2 separate regions of the Mus musculus genome follow, and region 2 is linked to region 1. The links are chromatin loops, found by intact Hi-C in ENCODE. Cell type or tissue: gastrocnemius. All regions are shown on one strand.

Region 1 (8,000 bases):
GCTTAATGAGATTTCACACACACAGGCCAGGGGAGAAAAGCCTAAATGTATTCAGAGTATTCAACAGTTCCTTGTCGATTTTTTTTTTCTTTCTCTTATTGGCAGGGGAGGGAAGCGGGTGGCAGCTGAGGACGTGAAAAGACTCTCGCTGCTTTGCTGACGTCATGACTGTGACCTCTCACTGATTTATAATCTCACCATGCTACTTTACCTGCTTGTAAACTCTGGCTGGGGGGAGGGCATGGGGGGGGGGAGTTTGCTAAATATATTCATAATTACATGTGTGGACCCAGAGGGCTGAATGTAAACACTGCCCTGTGTTTTGGGCATGCTCACCTTGAAAGCAGGGATTGGTTCACATTTAACACTGAATTCAGCTTGACTTTCTGCACTTTAACAGTTCCGTAATTTTCACCTTCAGCTTCCTCTGCTCCATGACAGCTCATGATCTGAGCATGTCATCGGGTGCTCTGGGCTCGTTAATTCACAGAAAGCACTCTATTTGTCCAAGTATCATTAAAGACTGATTTGGTGACATTATCTAGCAGAGTAGAGGGATCTGGCAGCCAGTTCAAGGTGGTGAGTCCCCAAAGCACAAACACAGCTCACCCTGTGGCCATCGCCCACAGGTGAGCCGCAGCACCACTGTGGGCTCCTGGAATTAGTGTGGGCTCATTGTGTCGCGTAAGGAAAACAGGGAACTGTGAAAGTAAAGAACTTTTCTTGTGTGCCAAAGCAGGACAAATGTCACCTGTGTGTCCATGTGCCACCTAGAGCAAATCACTCAATCTGGTACCAAGGATTCAGTTCAAAGTCACCTGAGGCATTCTATCCCCTGCTGTGAACACTTAAATTCAAATTCAAGTTTGCAAATGGCTGGCCCAGAGTGTGTGGGTGCATATATGGAATGTGTGTGTCTGTTGTCATTCAGGTGACTGAATGTCCTGAGAGGGGCATTTGCTTGCATGCCTCTTGAACTCATTGTCCAGACTTTCTTATACAATGCTTTGTACAACACTGAGGAAAGAATTACAAATCCTTAAGTCTAGGTGGAAACAAAGAGCCGGCTGCTTGCTCCTTTGACAGATGGAAGCTGGAGTCCTATGCATAGCATTACAGTTTATGATCTCGGTGATGTTTAAGGGTTCCACCTTGGGAAACACATAGTTGACAGTTTCCTTCTGGTCTCATTCGCTGAAAGGCCTCAGGAAGCCTTTCGGGGATGTATGTGTGTAGAACCTGAGCTGCCCCCTTCTGCTATCTTTTTGCCTCTCAAGAAGAGGGGCCGCGGTAGGTTTGTTCCGAGAATTTGGCACGGAGCTAGATAAGAATACCCTCCCAACTCCTCCCGCTCCAAAACCCCCTTCCCTTTGACGGAATGAGACAGCTTTCCTTTGCCTCTAAAGGTTTTAGTTTCAGATCGGTAGCCTGGGGTGTGTTGGGTCACTGTTCTCCCTCCAGCGCTGCCAAGGCCTGAATCCTTTGCTGTTAGGATGACCCCAAAAGCGGGACTTTGTGGGCCAGTTGGATAAAACACAAACTCATCTCGCCCTCAAAACCCCGATTCTGGGCCCACCGCCTCCAGAGCCTCTTCTCTGAAGTGAGCCCCTCTGGGGTTCGCAGTTCCCAGCTCCGGGCAGCCTTGCCCTAGAGACAGGGTTTGGAAGAAGGCAGAGTAACTAAAAATGCCTACCTCTTCCTGCTGTAGGGAGGTTCATCTGCACCCCCCCCCCAAAGCCAGGGAGTCACTGTGGAGGGAGATACTGTGTCTAACTCTGCCATTCATCCCACATGATCAAGTCTGAAAACATTCCAGCAAATACCAGGGTTCTCGAAAAGTCCTTTTACCAAGCATAAATCTCAAACACCCCACCCCATCCACCTCCAGCTAAATAAAGTTCCGTTTATACTCTTAATTGTCTCATTAAAGTCAAATTTGCTGTTCAATCCAGATTGGGAGAAATTATTTCCATCTTTAATAGCTTAATTAGGCTTTGGGTTCCCAAGAGGACACCGCTGCAAGCACACCTTTTCTCCCCATTTTAGCCCCCTCCCTTTTTCACAACTTCTCCTAAAAATAAATTATAAATATGGATGTGTCCTCAGAAGACGTGAATGGCACATTCCTCCGCTCCCCTTAGTGGGACTGGAAGCAAGAAAAACCAGAACCGTCACCCTCCCGACCTGAATCAAATATCTTTTTCCTAATCACCCCCAACTTGGTGTCGTCTCAGTCCCAGACATCCGGATCCTCACCCTAAAACCTAGTTTTAATCTATTTATTTTACACTAGTCCGGCTAGGCTACAGCCAAAGAGCCAAAGCCAACTGCTCCTAGAGGGAGGGGGTCCCCTAACTTTATTTAGGGGAAGGTAGTAAGCTGCTTCAGACTCTCGGGGACCGGCCCCTAGCGCGCCCTGCCAGCCGGGCCTCGGGACGCACGTGGAGTGTCGGGCGCGGCAGCGAGCCAGCAGCTTTTGCTCTGCGCGGCATTGATATCGGGGTCACGCAGCGAGTCAGTTTCTCGAATGGGTTTTCCGGAGTGGGGGCGGGGTGGTTGATTTTTCTACCTCCTGGTTCATCTCCAAGCCCTAGCTAGCACTAGGGAAGTCGGAGCCGCCTTGTCCCTGTCCCACCTCCTGGTCTCACACACGCCCCATTGGGAAAGGGGCTCGGGTGGGGATCATGTCTGCAGCCGTCAGGGTGGTAGCAGCCCAGACAAGCTGGGTCCCGGGAAGAGTCGAGCCCGAGCCCCCACCGCTACCTCCCCTCTCGGGCCCCCACCCACCCAGCCCGGCAGACAGCCGCCCCGCACCCCACGCCCCAGGGCCTGGACACCCACCTGCCCGGCTTCCTGCCCCAGCCCGAGGCAGGGAGCTGTGCAGGAAGAGCTGGGACACTCACCGCGCTTCCTCCTGGGAACAGGGATCCCCCCGGGGCCGCGCCTTCTGGCGCCCCAGAGGGCGTGCGTGGGGTGGGGTGCGCCCTGGAGCCCTGCAGCCATTCCACGCGATCCTCTCGGCGGTACGCGGGGGCAAACGAGGGTGAAGGGGACTTCTAGAAACAAAAAGAAACCCAGCCCCCTCCCCAGCCACACTCGGAGAGACAGGCTTTCCTGCAAGCTCGAGCAGCGCACGGTGCCCACGGGGCTGCACCCCGCCTCCGCACCCGCCACAAAGCCGCGCCCCCACCCGGGCGGCCCCCGCCCCCCCACGGGGCCTGGCCCCTGCCCCCTCCCCCCAGTCCAGTGGCCGGCCGGGGGCGGGGGCAGGGACGGCCGAGGGTTGGCCGTGCTAGGGAGGCGGCTCCTCAGGCCGGCCGTGGAGAAGGCTAGAGCTTTCCAGCGGAGCTCGCCCGCCCCAGTGACTGGGTGGGTGGGGGTGGCTGGGTGGGTGGGTGGGGAATACCTTCCTAGAAACCCTCTCCAGATACAGTTGCGGTCACTCGCATTCCTAGAAATGCGGCCCGGCCATGTCACTTGCGACCGTTGCGAGGGGCTGCGGAGAGGGACACAACAGATCCTAGGGTTCCCCATACTAGGGGAGGGAGAAGACTCTCCACTTTTAATGTGCCAAGAGACGAAACTGCCACTGTGCCTCCCTCTGGGAGATTGGGGGTGGTGAAGTAGGGAGCAGGCAGGATTCCAGGGATCGGTGAGCTGGAGGTGGAAGCAGCCGGGGTGCCCGAAATGGGGGAGCATCCACTTAAGATTCAGACTCGTCTTCCGGTCTGCCCCCTTCTTTTGGGAACTCCCGGTGCCTGCCGCAGGGATCGCCTTGGGCCCTTCCCCCAACTTTCCTCCAACACACACACACACACACACACACACACACACACACACACACACGCACACACACAAGCAGGAGAGGCAGCTAGCCGCGCCCCCAGCTCTTCCGCCCATTCCTTGTCTGTCTTAAATCTCTTCATGGGGCGACCGAAGTCCCTTGGAAGACCCCCAATCTAAATGTCAGGGACCCGCTCCACTCAGTTCCGGAGAGTTACTCCCAAACCCACCCGCCTTCACACCTAAACATAAGGTTGAGCTTTCTCCTTCCGAGTCCACCGGTACTCTTGCAGCCCCAGGCTCTGGAAATAGGGCTGGGGCAGGAAGGGGACACTTTCCACTGGAAAGGAAGGTCATGGCCTCTGGTTCTGTCACCCTGTCCCCCAAAATGTACTTTTGGTTTCAACATAAGGGAGCTTTCCCTAACTCAACTGGCTCCTGAAATCACCATTCCACACTCCTCTCCAAGGACCCCCAGAATCGTCAGAGATGCCATCACTCTTCTTGGCCAAAGAGGATCCGAATAACTAAGACATGCCTTGTTCCTCTCCAGAGCCTATGCTCTATGCGTGAAAACGTGACCGGACTGAGCTTCCCGGGATCATAAAAAATGTATCTGCTGTCCTCTGTTGGCCAACTGTTGTCACATTCAGAAGAGCACATCCACCAATCCAGAGTCTTGATTCCACGGGAAGTGGGAGAGTGCAAGGTGTGTGTGTGTGTGTGTGCGCGCGCGCGCGTGTAGCCCCCTCTCCCTTTGCTTTAGTGGTACCGCTCTGCCATTTAGACTGTAAGCCTGATTGAGAAAAGCCAGGCCTTCCCGTTCAGTGGTGAAGCCTGCTTGCCCCACCAGAGTCTATTTTGCCTCCTGCATCTAACCAATCTAACCAGCTAACCCCTTGGTTTCCGGCAGAGCCTGAATTGGAGTTGAATATTGAGCATCATCCACAGACAGAGAACATGGTCATCCTTAACAAGACCCTGAGCTGGCACTGCATGGCAGGAGAGTCGCTCAGCTACAGAGCAGACTGGGGCCTCCCCCATGCCACACACACATTGCCCGATTTCTCTTTCCTACTGACCTGGTACCTTCTCTCTTCCTGATTTCAGCTCAGTCTTCTCCAGGCAATGCAACCTAGGACAAGTAATGAGTAGTGGTTTTGTTAAGTACTCCTAGTAGTACTCCTAGGTAGTGGTTTTGTTAAGTACTCCTAATAGAAAGCCTCTTTTAAATCTGCCCCCCAAAGGTCTACAAAGTGGCTTCTTTCTTCTATGCATGCATCACCGCCATTGGCTTAACTCCCACTTTACAGATGGGGAGACTGAGGCCCAGAGAGCCTCTGGGGAGTTCAATATGTAGTTCACAGGCTGTATGTAGAGACAAGGAGACCTATGAATGCAAGTAAACGATCTGTGTGTGTGATCTGGGGGTGGGGGATGAGGTTTAGCACCAACTCCTCCAGGTTGGGGATGCTCAGTCCACTGGACCACCTTCCCTAGCTTCTGACCGGGTACATACTCTTTGCTTCCAAGTCCAGCCTTCTCTCTCTGCTTCAGCCTTGAGCTCGTGTTCTTCTCTCATTACATTGTATCCTTGTATCAGCACCCCCGCCCCATTCATCTGTGAGCCTCGGGGCAGCCATCCATTCTCTCCAGCTCTGGAGCCCTGGCACCAGGCCCCACTGGCACACAATGGAGCTCCAGCTATCTTTGTTTAGGAAAATGAGCAGAAGGGAGGAAGGCACTGGAAGAGAGAGAGACTGACTGGGTGAGATCAAGGTGATCTTTCATTTGTGGCAATGTCAAAGTTTCCAGGAGGTTAGAACTCGAGGTCCCATGTAGACAGACAGACAGACAGACAGACAGACAGACAGACAGGTGAGATTCTGGCCTGAGGCCTGAGGCTTCCGGTGGCTGAGGCAATGATTGACACCTGTTAGGGGGTGATGCTGCAAGCTAAGAGAACTGGCAGAGAGCATGGCTTTACAATAAAAGAAACCAGAGATCCAGCTACAACTGAGTACAGAGCTCTGGTCCTCTTGAGTTTCAGTTCCCATAGTGGCAATGTTGGGGCTGTGAAAGGATCAAATTGCATGATCTCCATGGAGCCTTGCAGAGATCAAGCACAAAGTAAGTGCTCAATAAATTATAGCAATTGTCGTGAGCAGCCACATGTGATATGGAACAGGTATGCCAGTGTATGCTGTAAAGTGTGACGGAGGCTCCCTTCCTAAGTAAGTAAGGGGTGGTTAGCTGTCCCTGGCATCCACAGCATTCCACTTCTGTGGTGGTTTGAATATGCATGGCCCAGAGAGTGGCACTATTAGGAAGTGTGACCTTGTTGGAGTAGGTGTATCACTGTGGGCTTGGGCTTTAAGACCCTCATCCTAGCCTCCTGGAAGCCAGTCTTCTACTTACCTTTGGAACAAGATGTGGAATTCTCAGCTCCTCCAGCCCCACATCTGCCTGGAAGCTGCCATGTTCCTGCCCTGATATTAATTGACTGAACCTGTAAGCCAGCCCCAAATAAATGTTGGCCCTTATAGGAGTTGCCTTGGTCAAGATGTCTGTTCACAGCAGTAGAACCCTAATGAAGACAACTTCCAAACCCACTGGAGCCAAAGCAGAGGCAGCATTTGCATGTGGGTGGGTGAACAAGAGTGACCTGACTGACCTGCCCCGAGACACCAGGAGGAAGAAGATTGAATGCTTAACAGTTTTAGACACGGTGCCAACGTCTGTCAACACACTAGAGGAAGCTAGGCTTGTTGGTATATACCTGTAATCCCAATGTGTGAGGAGCAGAAACAGAAGCATGGAGAGTCAAGACTAACCTTGGCTACACTGTGAGGACCTCTTCTCAAAGGATGCCGTGTCTATCAAAAACATACAAGGGCTGAAGAGGTGGTTCAGTTGGTAAAGTGTTTGCTATGCAATATGGAGGCCTTAGTTTGCCTCAGCACCTACATGGAAAGCAGGGCGTGGCAGGTAACACCTCTGGAGGCAGAGGTGAGAGAATCCTTGGGGCTTGCCTTTCAGACTAACTTAATGGGCATGCTCCAGTTTCAGTGAGAGATGTGGCTCAATACAAGGTGAGAAGCCATTGAGGAAGACACTGGCAGTGATCTGTAGCCTCTACATGAACACATGTGCACCCACATGAACACACACAGAGACCACCACACACCCACAAAGAACATCACATACAACAACAAAAAATAAACAAGGAAGGAAGACGAGAAACTGAGCTGGGAGTGGTTGTGGCAGCTCCAGCTGTTTGACTTAGCATGGTGGACCTCTATGAGCTTGAGGCAAGCCTAGTCTACATGCCAGCTCCAGGCTAGTCAGGGTAGATAGTGAGACCCTGTCTAAAAGATAAAACAGGAGGAGGAGGAGGACAAGGAGGGGCAGGAGGAGCAGTAGGAGGAGCTAAAGGAGCAGGAGCAGGAGGAGGAGGAAGAGGAGAAGGAGGAGGTGGAAGAGCAGGAGAAGGAGCAGGAGTCAAAGGAGGAGGAGGTGGTGGAGGAGGGGGAGGAACAGGAGGAGGAGGAGCTGAGGAAGAGGAAGAGGAAGAAGTGGAAGAGCAGGGAGAGGAGCAAGGAAGCAAGATACAAGAAGGTCTGGACTAAATGGAAATGAAAGGTCTACTTTGCCATGGGAACAGAACTCTTCTTTGAAATCCACTGGAGCCATCGCCTGACTCTTACACAGACAGCAACTTAAAAATAAATGCCTGCTAGATTCAGAAGTTTTTGTTGTTGTTTTTCTTCGCCTAGAGCTTGCCCACAGGTCCACATGACCTGGATGTATTCATTTGGCCCAAATAGCATCTAAAATAATAGCAATACATTTGGTTCAGAGGCCAACATTTTTAAATCAGGAAATTTCATATTTTCTTCAAAGTCCAGTTTTGTGGTTTTTTGTTTTTATTTCTTTTCTATTCTCTTTCTTTCTTTCTTTCTTTCTTTCTTTCTTTCTTTCTTTCTTTCTTTCTTTCTTTCTTTTTTTTAATAGCTGGCTAAAGGGTTTGATAGTTAAAGGGCCACAGCCTCACTGGGCAAGAGGCATTTGGAGCAGAGCATGTTGAGGCTGTGGGTAGAGTGCTTGCCAAGCATGTATAAAGCCCTGGGATCCATCCCCAGCGCCACATAAACCAGCATGGTGATACATGATTGTAAGTGCCTCAGCATGAGAGATGGAGGCAGGGCGACCAGACG
Region 2 (8,000 bases), 140 kb before region 1:
CCCTTGGGGACTAATGCAGGACACGATTGGTGGGTAGATTTAGGAGGACTCCCTTGGGGACTAATGCAGGACACGATTGGTGGGTAGATTTAGGAGGACTCCCTTGGGGACTAATGCAGGACACGATTGGTGGGTAGATTTAGGAGGACTCCCTTGGGGACTAATGCAGGACACGATTGGTGGGTAGATTTAGGAGGACTCCCTTGGGGACTAATGCAGGACATGACTGATGGATAGATTTAGGAGGACTCCCTTGGGGACTAATGCAGGACACGATTGGTGGATAGATTTAGGAGGACTCCCTTGGGGACTAATGCAGGACATGACTGATGGATAGATTTAGGAGGAGCCTGATAATCAAGGGTCTTTGGGCAAGTGGGTGATCACTGCCTGGAAGAGGGCTGGCCTAGAAAGCAGCTACCTGGATCTCTGCTAGGGGACAGGAGGAGTCTCCTCACTTACTGTGTGTGGTGTGGGAGTCTCTCAGTTGGACTCCTGTAAGGAGTGGCATCAGTTGTAGTAGGAAGCCCCCTTTGGACCTCAGGCCCAGGAACCATCCTGGCTACTGAACTGTAGAGCCTAGTGTTGGAGAGCCCCCTGATGCTCTCACTGAGAAAATCTCAAGTGCTGACAAGGCTCAGGAGAGACCAATTGACTTGATGGGTGCTCTCATGAAACATGGGCTGTGAATGTGAGCAGCAGAGAACAGTTTACATTCTAGGGTGTGGGCATGGCTCCATCGGCCTGCAGAGGAATCCCCTTCCTCTGACTTTGGCTGGGGTGAGGTGTGGCCTGGTATTGTCAAAAGCCAGTAGAAAGTTGTAGTGACTTAGAAAGAAGACTTTTTGTTTCATAATTGGTCTTAGAAGCTGTTTTTCTTACTGAAAATGTTCTTTCTTTGTTATGGAAACTTAAATATTTTAGTTTGATGTCCCTCTGGGTTGTCAAACCACAAATGGCCGCTCACTCCAAATGTAGCTTCCTATGTCCTAATTCTACCTCATCAACCAGAAGGTGGCATGCCATGCTGGTAGCCACCCGCCTGTCCAAGTTCCAGTAAAATATTTCACTTAAATAAATGCTTATCAGCCGGGCATGGTGGCACACGCCTTTAATCTCAGCACTCAGGAGGCATAGTCAGGCGGATTTCTGAGTTCAAGGCCAGCCTGGTCTACAAAGTGAGTTCCAGGACAGCCAGGGCTACACAGAGAAACCCTGTCTCGAAAAACAAAAAACAAAACAAACAAACAAACAAAAATAAATGCTTATCAATGCTCAGTAATGTGGCCTAACAGCATTTCCGGCTTTGGCAGCAGACAGATCTACACACATTTGTGGAACCAGACTTCTGAGTGTGGACCTGGAGAAGCCCCCTGGCCTGGCCCTGGCTCAGGGCTGCTTTAAAGTGACTTCCGGGGTTTGGGTGAGACAGACCTTCTGTCAGACTGACTCGAGTTTGCTTTCCTTGCCGAGACATCCAGCAGCTGGGCTGCCACGTGAAACAACCTCTTAGCAGTGCAGGGGGTTCCAGCAGCTCCGACTGCTGACGAGAGCTTTCTGTGGCAGGAAGTCTCAGAAGTAATAGGAGGAGCGTGACCATCATATGTCTTCCTGGCTCCATCCCTAGGATTGCAAAAACAAGACAGAACAGAAGCCTGATGCCACACTTATAGAGCCGACTAGCAGGTGAGCCTGGGCTCCTTGCGTTTGTGGAGCTATTCTCAGACATAGTTTGGAAAGTTGGTTTGAACGTGGTGTAGTGAACACAGTCTGCCTTCACAATTCACACATTCTGTACTTGCTAATTCACCGTATTTTTTGTAGTTTCAAGATCGATAAATTCTCACCTGTGCAGAGCTGGTGGTGGTATTTGAGATGCAACTACTGCTCTAGCAAATGCCCTTTTCTAGGTATCTGGAAATAATTGGCTCTCAGTTGGCAGGGCTAGCAGTATACCTTCACAGTTTTGCCTCAAGGATATATTAACTCTCCAGGCCTGTGTCTAAGTTAGAAGAAATCTTGATCATCTGTCTCTTCCATAAAATATCACATTGGTGTACTATGTAGGCAGCATTATGCTAATTGGGTCAAGGAAACAGGAAGAAGCAACTGCTCTGAACTGATTGGTAACACATATGCATATCAGAGGATGGGAAATAAATCCAACCAAAATTCAAGGACCATCTACCTCAGTGAAAATCTTAGGAGTCCAGTTGCATGGGGCATGCAGAGATGTTCCTTCTAAGGTGAAGGATGTTATTGCACCTGGTGTCTCCCACCACCAAGAAAGAAGCAACGACATTTACTGGGTCTATTTGCATTCTGGAGACAGCACATTCTTCACTTGGGTGTGCTACTCCTGCCCATATACCAAGAGACTCAGAAAGCTACTAGCTTTGTGTGGAACAGGAGAAGGCTCTTCAATAGGTCTAAGCTGCCGTGCAGGCTGTTCTACCACTTGGAACATATGAGCCCTTAGATCTGGTAGTCCTTGAAGTGGCAGTGGCAGATAGGGATGCTGTTTGGAGCCTTTGCAGGCCTCTATAGGTGAATCACAGAAGAGACCTTTGGGCTTTTGCAGCAAGGCTCTATATCATCTGCATACAATGATCCTCCCTTCGAAAGACAGCTTTTGGCTTGCTGTTGGGCTTTTATGGAAATTGAACTTTGGACAGTGGGCCACCGAGTTACCATTAGACCTGAGCTGCCCATCATGAGCTGGATGTTTCTGACCCAACAAGTCATGATGCAGGACATGTACAGCAGCAATCTGTTATCAAATAGAAGTGGTATACACGTGATCATGCCCGAGCAGGTCCTGAAAGCATAAGCAAGTTACATGAAGAAGCTGCCCATGTAAATGGTTCCTACTATTACAATGCCATCTGTTGCCAAGTGTGCACCTCTAGCCTCATGGGGGCGTGCCTTATGACCGGTTGACGGAGGAAGAGAAGACCGAGGACTGAGGCCTGGTTTATTCATGGTTCTGCACCTTATGCAGGCACCAGCACCCAGAAGTAGAGAACTACAGTATTACAACCACTTTCTGGGACAACCCTGAATGGAATTTCTCTCAGGGTACAAAGTGTCAGGCAGTATACATGGTTGTATATTTTGTTTGTAAGGAATATTGGCCTCACCAGTCCTGGGATTGCAAGTGCCCACTACCACACCCAGCTTTTGTTCCTTATGTGCACTGATGTTTTGTCTGTGTGCGAGTCTAGAGTTACAGACAGCTGTGAGCCACCATGTGGGTGTTGGGAACTGAACCCAGCTTCTCTGGAAAAGAACAGTTTCTTAACCTCTGAGCTGTCTTTCCAGCACCCACATCCTGCTTTTTAAAAATGGATTTTCGGAGCTGGGCATGGTGGCGCATGCCTTTAATCCCAGCACTCGGGAGGCAGAGGCAGGCGGATTTCTGAGTTCGAGGCCAGCCTGGTCTACAAAGTGAGTTCCAGGACAGCTAGGGCTACACAGAGAAACCCTGTCTCAAAAAAAAAAAAGGGGGGGGTTCGGGGCTAGAGAGATGGTTCCCCATTCAAGAGCACTTGTTGCTCTTGTAGAAAACCTAGACTTGATTCCCAGTACCCATGTGGCAGGATGTAACCTACTGTAACTCTAGTTCCAGAGGGTCCAACATCCTCTTCTGATCTCCACAGGCACTGTGTGCATGGGGTACACAGACATAAGCTAATGGAAAATACCCATACACTTAAAATAAAAAGAGATAATTCTGAAAAAAACTTAGAGTGGGGTTTGGTGGTTGAACTCAAGTCTTCATGCTCAGGAGCTGTGGTAGTTTGAATGAAAATGGTCTCCCATAGGCTCATATATTTGAATGCTTCTCATAAGAAAGTGGCACTGTTTAAAAAGATTAGGTAGGGGATGTGGTCTTGTGGAAGGAAATATATCACTTAGGGGTGAGCTTCAAGGTTTCAAATGCTTAAGCCAGGCCCAGTGTCTCTCTCTTCCTGTCAATCCAGATTTAGATCTTTTGGCTCCTTCTCTAGCATCATGTCTACCTGTGTGCTGCCATGCTTCACACCATGATAATGGACTAAATCTCCTAACCTGTAAGTCAGCCCCAATTACATTTTTCTTTTATAAGTGTTGCCATGGTCATGATTTCTTGTCACAGCAATAGAGCACTAAGACACAAGGCGAAACCTTTACTGGCTAAGCTGTCTGTCCATGTCTATCATGGCTGTATTTTAAAACTCCACTTAAAAAAGATGTAATGGTTGCTATGTTAACTCCTTCTTGGCCTACTTTTGGGCTAACCTAGACATTTTCTATATTCCCATTTTCCCTCCCTTATTTTTTCTTTCTTGAAGCATATCGTGGACTATAGCGTATTGACTGGTGAGTATTTCTGTGGGCATCCCCCAGAATGTCACTTCTTTTTAAAACAATCTAAAACTGTAGCTGTGCTAATCTGAGACTGGGCAGGGTATGACGGATTCTCATGCTTGGCAGAGCCTGGCAGTCAAGTCTTCAGCCAAATGACAGTCCCTACCCTCAGGTTCTGTATATGACTAGTAGCTTTTTAATGTACAGCTTTCTGGAACAGGGGCAATCTCACTCACTTTTCAACTCTAAGGCTCTCAGAATTACTTGTACTTTAGTTTAGCTGCCCTGAGCCTTTTAGGCACAGAGATTTCCACTTGAATCCTCTAGCTCTCATAATTCAGTAGGCCAAAAAGAGCCAAAGAGATTTTTGGCTCATGTTTTTGGCTCTATTTTATCTCATACTTTGTCTTTATTTCAGTTCAATGACTCAAAATAATATTGTGTATGATTTGTTGTTTATTAGTTATTCTCTGGAGACTGTAGAGATCCATAGACTTCTTGAATACTTTCCACATAACTTTTTCTTTCCTTGGTCAATCCTAGGGGTCAGACTGAAGACCTTACGCACACTAGAAAGACTTCCCCTGACCTATCCTTGCAGGCTGTTTTTGTTGTTACTTTACAGAAGTGTCACATAGAATGTGGTTTTGGGTTTCTTAGCTGTCTAGATCTTTTCCTTATCCTGTGTGGAAGCAGCACATATTAAGGGTTCATAGAGCAGACCTCTTGTCCTTGACCTTCCAGACACAGTGAGACCTTGGCTTGATCATCTGTGCTAGTTCATGACATACATTTAGGCTGTGAGCATTAAAGATAATAGGAGAGTGGGAATTTTGACTACAGGACTCTTTAAAGGGTGATGATTCAGAAATGGCTTTTATTGGGCAATCCTATGGTTTAGGCAATATTCAGAACCTTTGACATTGGTGATCCTTCCCACCTTCCCACCACCCAGTTTGTTTTGGTTTTGGTTTTGTCTTTTTTTTTTTTTTTTTTTTTGACAGGCTATCACATAGCCCAGGCTGGTCTTGAACTCACTGCATAGCCACTGGCTTTGAACTTCTGGTCCTTCTGCTTTGCCTTTCCCAAATACTAGGATTCCATATGTGTGCCAGCAAACCAGGATGTAGATTTATAGCACAGAGTTTCTGTGGGTTTTGGAAAAGCAGAATGATAAGTCAACAAACCCAGTACAGTCAGACATGGTGCCACAGGACTATAATGATTGTATGCCAGCACTTGGGAAACTATGGCATAAGGGTTGAGGACTCAAAGCCAGCCTCGATCATAGGCAAAAAGGAGCAGCTGACTCTGGGTTCCCCTGTTTGTCATGTTCACTAAGTAATTGTCTTTCTCTTTGCATCTCTGATTTTTTTTTAAAAGAGAGCAATCATAAATTTCAATTAAATAATTCAAGAAATTTAAAAAGCATCTCTGATTTCTTTTTCTTTAATTGTAATCATAAAGCTTAATCAATCTCTCTCTCTCTCTTCTTTTGGTACTTCTCAGTTTAATTTGTTTGGTCAAACTCCTTATGTAGTCTGCTGTTGCTCTGTCATCTGACCGGGTTACAGAGGCCCTTTCCCTGCCCTACCAGCAGATGGAGTTAGAGAGCTGGGGTCTGCATTTCTTCCAGGTGGCTAGCCATGCCGTACACCTTGTGGATATGAAATGCTAACCATGGTGAGAGTTAGTGTCATGACTGCCTTCTACTTGAGGTCTATGTTTATGTGTTGGGTGGGATTTAGATTTAAAATATGCATCGCTCAAATCTCTTTTTCACATGAAAGTAGATTGGGAATTGAATTGTTATTGTTTGTCATAACATTGAGAGGTGTGATAGGTTTATTCATGGCCAAGGGAAAAAGTATTAGTTGATCAAGCAGTAAGCCACATTTGCAATAAATAAAAGCTTTTCTCCGTCTCCAACGTAAGTTTTGTTTTGTTTTTTAATCTAATCTAGAGATTATACATGATAGGTAAGTATAGAGTACTGAGGGTCAAGTGAAGGACTAATTTAGTAAATCTTTTTCCCCAACATAATATTTTTATTATTTAGGAATTTCATGCAATGCTCCATTCCTCCCAGGTCTATTCTCCTACCCCCGTCCCTTTCACCAAGTCCAATTTGTGTTGCCCATACTCACTGGAGTATGGTCAAATGCTGAGTGGGCAGCCTCTTAAAGAAAACTGACTTTTTCCCACCCCTACCACCTGCTAGAAGCCATCAACTGTGAGAAGCTACACTTCAGCATTTTTCCCCCATTAGAGCTCCATGCTATTGTATACCACCCACTCTGCCCACCATGCCACCCTGCAGGCAGAGCATCAAGAGAGACAGCAGTAGCAGCTCTACCAAGGGCCAGGCCTGCATGCCTAGTAGTAGCACTGGCCTAGCAGGTGGCAGTGGGCCAAGGTAGGCCTGCTAGTGGCCTGAGCTTCCAGCGCCTGAGGACTGGCCATCCTCAGCAGGTACAGGCTCCTTTGTCTGCTGTGCCTGTGCCCCTGTACCTATACTTCTGCTTCTCCCTACACACACTCACAGCTCTGTTTGACATCCTCCTCATTTCTCTATCACACAGTCATGTGTTAAAGTGCTGTTCCAAACTGCTGTGTGTCATGCAAGTATGTTAATTTGCCCAAACAGCTTTTACATCCAAATACTTATTTCAACAAGTTATTTGATCTGGTTCAAGGTTTCTGAAGTACCATAAATATAGCATCTCTCTCTCTCTCTCTCTCTCTCTCTCTCTCTCTCTCTCTCTCTGTGTGTGTGTGTGTGTGTTGGGGGGTGGGGAATTCCAAGAAAGCTCCAGACACTGCACAACCCCCTGCCCTCAGTGCTGGTTGCCCTGCCTGCTCCCCAGGCGTGGCTCTTGACCTCTGTGCTTGCAGCCCTCCTGCAGTGCCCCTTTCCCAGGCTCCCCCCCCCCCCCCCCCCGGGGACATGACAGTGGCAGCTCAGTGCTGTGCACAGTAAATAGTTCTTAAAATTATTTATTTCCATGGAGGCTCCCCAAGTGCTATTGTGTGTATACAGAGAACAACTTGCAAGGGTCTGTTCTCTCTTCCATGTGGGTCCTAGGGATCAAAGTCGGCTAAGCAGACTTGGTAGCAAATGCCTTTATCAGCTGAGCCATTTTTTGCCAGCCCAAAACATAGAATAGAAGCTCTTGAGTGTACTGTGTATTCCTTCTGGGATCAGCGAAGTGAGCCTAGTCTGGGGCCTGGCCTGTCTGGCTAGTATAGTACATACATCAGAGGTTTCTTGTTTTGAAACAGTCTTACTCTATATCCCAGACTAGCCTTAAACTGGAGATTCTCCTATCTCAGCCCCACAGACAACTGGAATTATAGGTAAGTATTACTGTTCCTGGTCTTTGTCTTACTTATTTCTGAACAATTTTATTTCTTTTTAATTAGTTTATCTAAATTTTTACCTTAGTTCTTTTTAAAAAACATTTTATAGTCTCAGAATAATAAATTATTGTCAACAATATATTCCAACAGTAAATTTTAAATTCTATAAAAGATTGGAGATTATCGTTTTGATGCTGACAAATGTATCTATCTATATCTATACAGTGAAAAGTGATGGGAGAGCTTGTGTTCAATTTGTGATAACCATGCTACTTCTACATATAAATACC

What was found. Peaks named below come from ENCODE experiments on the same cell type or tissue, not always from the same donor. Only the 100,000 strongest peaks of a DNase experiment are listed, where the experiment ranks them.
Region 2: a loop joins it to region 1, with 6 times the contacts of the local background. A loop is called at or near these places in 3 of 42 quality-filtered maps.

Annotation. Positions count from the first base shown.
Region 1 is chr16:13,443,096-13,451,095 of GRCm38, reverse strand. It overlaps Gm32817 (predicted gene, 32817), which reads right to left and starts at 3,144. Exons shown (of 4, transcript NR_169006.1): 1 at 2,904-3,144. Gm53058 (predicted gene, 53058) reads right to left here and starts at 3,144. Exons shown (of 5, transcript NR_169187.1): 1 at 2,904-3,144. Mir193b (microRNA 193b) reads right to left here and starts at 1,573; the gene lies at 1,495-1,573. In gastrocnemius, a CTCF peak has its summit at 4,416 (motif pointing left); DNase peaks (open chromatin) are centred at 3,112, 3,670, 4,407, 5,443 and 1 more place; H3K4me3 peaks cover 3,577 bases; H3K27ac peaks cover 4,250 bases.
Region 2 is chr16:13,578,940-13,586,939 of GRCm38, reverse strand. The region is part of intron 21 of Parn (poly(A)-specific ribonuclease (deadenylation nuclease)); the gene reads left to right. Among named protein-coding and RNA genes, the nearest start is that of 2310015D24Rik, 62 kb to the right of the region's middle. In gastrocnemius, a CTCF peak has its summit at 5,952 (motif pointing right); DNase peaks (open chromatin) are centred at 1,425 and 6,760; H3K27ac peaks cover 1,856 bases.